Linked DNA regions of Homo sapiens: region 2 is linked to region 1. The links are chromatin loops, found by intact Hi-C in ENCODE. Cell type or tissue: IMR-90. All regions are shown on one strand.

Region 1 (2,500 bases):
GTCCAGCATGTTCTCCAAACTGCTTTTTATCTGACATTTAGTCAAGCCACAGCCTCGGGAATGATGAGAAGGCAATGACAAAGCTGCTTCCTGTCCGTCTCCTTCCCCGCACCCTGCCCTCCCCCGCAACCTTCAGCTCCCCTCGCCACGAACGCGTTTGAAAAGTTTCTCCGGTGCACGGCTTACCTTGACTGGGCTGCCATAATTCAGCTTATAGAGCCAGGGGTCTTCCGTCCATGAGCGCCTTCACCCCGCGGGCCCTGCTGCCAGCGCCGCGCTCACCATTTGGCGGAGCCGGGCGGGGACGCGTCCCGGCGCGGCGCCCCGATGTTACGGGACTACCTGCTCTCGAGCCCCGGGCGTCCTCGGCGCAGCCCCGGGCTCGGCCCGTATTGGCTCGCGCTAATCCTGATGGACATCCGGGCACTGGGGCCTCTGCGGCGATCTGCACTTCAGACGAGCCCGGGGAGCGCCGCGTCCGAATCCGGGGCAAGCGAGCGCCCCCGGCGCAGTTTCTGAGAAGGGAAAGCCAGCGGGCCCCCACGCTCGAAGACCGCCGGCGCCCAACGCCTGCCCAGCAACAGCACAACGCGGGCCACAGTTAGAAAGGAAAAGAAATTGCCTCTGGGCTCACTTGAAGTTGTCCGAGTCCGCCGGGATACCCCCTGTCAAGAAAGTTGCGGTGGTACGGCCCGCCTACTTAAATGGGCAGGGCGCTCGGCGGCCCTAGCCAAAGGCAGGCGGCAAGCGGCAGGCAGGGTCGGGTAGGGGGCAGAGCCTGGGCGCCGACAAGCCCTGCTGGTCCCCGGCCGAGCCCCGCCTGCGGGCTCCTCGAGAGTGCTCTCTTGCCAGGTTCTAACTACGTACAGACACCCACCGCTGGAATACACAGTACCCAGCCGCTCAGAACTCCAGCTCCAATTTGAATATTTGTTGAATATGGGGCCCCCAGAGGCGGCAGTGAGCAGGAACAAGACCGCGGCAGTAAACCACGTTCGCTACTTTTGATCCTTCCAGTGCTTGAGCTCAAGAAACGGGCATACTTGGTGTTACTCCGCTTTCAGTTTTGATTTCCTTACATAGAGACAAATATTTACAAAACAGCCCGCCTTTTTTGGACTACACGTAGATTACAGGAAAAATAGTACCTCATTTTGGTCTTAAGCAATGAAGGGATTGACAAGAAGCAAACAAAAAACTTGAGCATGCAATATAGTAAGTCCTATACGAAGCACAAACGAAATCACTTCCTACTCAGAGGACCATGGAAAGCGTTTAAGCCGTGCCTCAAAAGCAGGAAAATACTTGGATGAGCAAGGATGGAGGGAGGTTGTGCTTCAGCATCTCATAGGGACCAGCACACCGGAGGAGCTGAAGACTCTTAGATGAATACTGAATAACTGCCTGCACTGTGGACTCTCCGTTCTTCTACCTAGAATCATGACAACATTGCCCGTCTCATAAAGAGATAGTCCAGATTGTATTACTAAATCGTCGTGAAATACAAACATGTTAATGCCTGGCACTAAAACGACAATGCTGGGAGGGAGGCCCAAGGCACCTCTATCAAGGGTTCTCAAAGTGTGTTTACTAGATTCCTGGGAGTCCCCAAGACCCTCTCAGAGGTCAGAACTATTTTTAGAATAACACAAAGACATTGTCTTTTCACTGTGCTGACATTTGCACTGATGGTGCAAAAGCAATTATGGGGAAACTGCTGGCGCCTTCGCACTAACCAAAGCAGTGACAGCAAATGAAACTAGTAGTCACTGCATTCTTCACTACCACACGTTATTTTTTTTTAAGCGTTTCCTTTATGATTGTCGTTAATGAAGCAAGCAGTCAGAATTATTACGTTCATTAAATCTTGACCCTTGAGCATGGGTCTTTTTGATGTTCTTTGTGATAAAATGGGAAGTACCCAGGAAGCAGTCCACTGCACACTTAAGTACAATGGCTGTCTAGAAGAAAAGCACTTGTGTAATTGAGTTGCAAGCTGAGCTAGCTTTTTTTTCATGGACTACCATTTTTACTTGAAAGAACAATTCACAAACTGTAGTTATTCTGACTTGGGTATCTGGCAGACATTAAAAATGAACAAAGTTGAGCCTGTTTCTTTGAGGAAAACAATTGACAGTACTTATTGCCAATGATGAAATTTGAGCTTTCAAGCATTTTGGAAGACTTTTTGCATCTGCCACATAATCTTGCCAGCTTCGCCAATACTTAAAGACTTTCCTGATGAGATCAGAGTGACAGTGATGAAAGTTATATGAGAAGATCTGCCTTAGTTTTGAAATGACCAATGGTATAACAGAATCATACATGGGTAGGCCAGGTGCAGTGGCTCACGCCTGTAATCCCAGCACTTTGGGAGGCTAAGGCAGGCAGATCGCTTAAGCTCAGGAGTTTGATACCAGAGCCTGGACAACATGGTGAGACCCCATTTCTACCAAAAACACAAAAAATTAGCTGAGCATAGTGGCACGCATCTCTGATC
Region 2 (2,500 bases), 230 kb before region 1:
TGTTTGTTAAGACTTCCAGTGAAATAAACTAGAACTAGGCTAATTTTCTGTTATTTATTATGTTGAAAAAACACATTTTGTTTTGTTTTGTTTTTAGTTTCTACTGATAACAGTTAAACAATTTTAAGGAAAAAAATATGCATTGTATTGGCAAGTATCTCATTATTTATTTAAGACCCAGCTCAAATACAGCTTTTCTTTGAAGACTTCTCTGATTATCTAGAAAAGTATGTGTCCTTATAATCTTCCAATACATTCTTCTTTCCGTGTTTTATTGCTGTTATTTGCATTATTATAGTGTCTTCCCCAGCAGACAGTTGGATTGGGAGTTCTGGGAGGATGAGAACCATATTCTCAGGCCTGACACAGTGACTGGGACTCAATACGGTGTTCATCTGGGAACATGGCTGCTGGCCAGTTCTGGGATTTTTAGCTATGGGAAGGACATGTGGCACTTAGGAATTTTGTTTCACATCTGTTGTGAAACTTCCCGCTGTCAAAGTGTTTGAGATTGTTATTGTCATCTTCATTTTAGACACAATACAGACTAGGTGCCGTGGCTCGCGCCTGTAATCTCAGCACTTTGGGAGACCGAAGCGAGTGGCTCACCTGAGGTCAGGAGTTCGAGACCAGCCTGACCAACATAGAGAAACCCCGTCTCTACTAAAAATACAAAATTAGCCGGGCTTGGTGGTGCACGCCTGTAATCCCAGCTACTTGGGAGGCTGAGGCAGGAGAAACGCTTGAACCCGGGAGGTAGAGTTTGCAGTGAGCTGAGATTGTGTCACTGCACTCCAGCCTGGGTGACAGAGTGAGACTCCATCTAAAAAAAAAAAAAAAAAAAAGACACAGTACAGATAAATTAAATGACTTTTCAAAAGGTACGCAATGAATAAAAGTCTGGGCTGTAATGAAATTTTCAGTCCTTAGTGTTCTAAAGTGATGTTATGCCCTTCCTTGAGGTTGCCTCCCTTAAGGTGTCTATTAAGAAATCAAATTCATAGGCCGGCACAGTGGCTCACGCCTGCAATCTCAGCACTTTGGAAGGCCGAGGCGGGCAGATCATAAGGTCAGGAGTTCAAGACCAGTGTGGCCAACATAGTGAAATCCCGTCTCTACCAAAAATACAAAAATTTGCCGGGCATGGTGGTGCGCCCCTGTAGTCCCAGCTACTCAGGAGGCTGAGGCAGGAGAATCACTTGAACCTGGGAGGCGGAGGTTGCGGTGAGCCGAGATCGCCCCACTGCACTCCAGCCTGGGCTACAGAGCGAGACTCCGTCTCAAAAAAAAAAAAAAAAGGAAAAGGAAAAAGAAATCAAATTCATACTTTTTCCTGGTATAAGGCAGATATTTTAAGGTAGAAGGAAAAGTGACAAATCTTACATAAAACTCTAGAAGAAAGGCTACTGTTGTTTGAACCTCGTGTCAAGGCTTACTTTAAGAAAGAGCCATTTCATTCGCTTTTTTTGGTTTCTATTTCTACCAACTTGGAGGCAGAGCGCTTCGTCACTACTGCTGTTTTACCAATATATTCCAGCAGAGGGCGCTCCAAGCATTTTACAACGTTTCCAATGGCGCCTTCGATTCCCCCTTCCCCCGCACCCTCCTCCCCACCGACCCGCCCCGCGGCCCGCAACCTCTCCGCTCTCATCCCAAAGACTTGTGTTTTGGCCTAATCCTTCTGGTGCCAAGTCATTGAAAGGTCCTGTTTACCCCTCGGGTTGTATTAGGAGCTGATAGGGTTTGAGAGATATTCTGCATTTTATCACACCTCTCCATATTCAATTCAGCAGGTCATATTTAAATATGAAATATAGAGGATAATTTTCAATGCTTGATTAGCTATAGAGATCATGCTAGGTGACGATTAAATGATAACAATTATGCTTTTTCTCCACCCTGCCCCCCAAAGTGTAGTTTATTCAATTCATCTCAAATGATGACAAAGGGATATTTTTATACTTTCTTCATTTGGCACCTCAAATACAGCCATGTGTTACTTAACAAGATTCTGAGAAATGCATCACTTTGTCTTGTGAACATCAGGGAATGTGCTTATACAAGCCTAGATGGTATAGCCTACTACACACCTAGGCTATATGGTCTAGCCTACTGCTCCTAGGCTACAAACCCACATGGCATGTTACTGGACTGAATACTGTAGGCAACTAGAATACGGTGGTATTTGTGTACCTAAACGTAGGAAAGGTACACTAAAAATACGGTATAAAAGATAAAAAATGATACTTGTATAGGGCACTTACCCTCAATGGAGCATGCAGGACTGGAAGTTGCTCTGGGTGAGTCAGGGAGTGAGTGGTGAGTGAATGTGAAGGCCTAGGACATTACTGTACACTATGTAGACTTTACAAACACTGTACAGTCAGGCTACACTATAAATAAAATATATTTATTTATTCAAATATTTATTCTTTCTCTGGTAATAAACCAACCCTAGCTTACTGTAATTATTTTACTTTATAAACTTTATAAACTTTAG

Evidence for each region. Peaks named below come from ENCODE experiments on the same cell type or tissue, not always from the same donor. Only the 100,000 strongest peaks of a DNase experiment are listed, where the experiment ranks them.
Region 2: a loop joins it to region 1, with 7 times the contacts of the local background. A loop is called at or near these places in 19 of 110 quality-filtered maps.

What each region holds. Positions count from the first base shown.
Region 1 is chr4:87,005,111-87,007,610 of GRCh38, reverse strand. The region is part of intron 2 of AFF1 (ALF transcription elongation factor 1); the gene reads right to left. Among named protein-coding and RNA genes, the nearest start is that of AFF1, 71 kb to the right of the region's middle. RefSeq lists enhancers at 476-555, 1,026-1,175, 1,546-1,595 and a silencer at 686-795. In IMR-90, CTCF peaks have their summits at 523 and 955; DNase peaks (open chromatin) are centred at 430, 840 and 990; H3K4me3 peaks cover 1,801 bases; H3K27ac peaks cover 2,050 bases.
Region 2 is chr4:87,235,009-87,237,508 of GRCh38, reverse strand. It overlaps a transcript of KLHL8 not described here. Among named protein-coding and RNA genes, the nearest start is that of KLHL8, 16 kb to the right of the region's middle. RefSeq lists a silencer at 1,497-1,596 and enhancers at 1,418-1,712, 1,687-1,796. In IMR-90, a CTCF peak has its summit at 1,528 (motif pointing right); DNase peaks (open chromatin) are centred at 1,528 and 2,298; H3K4me3 peaks cover 456 bases; H3K27ac peaks cover 165 bases.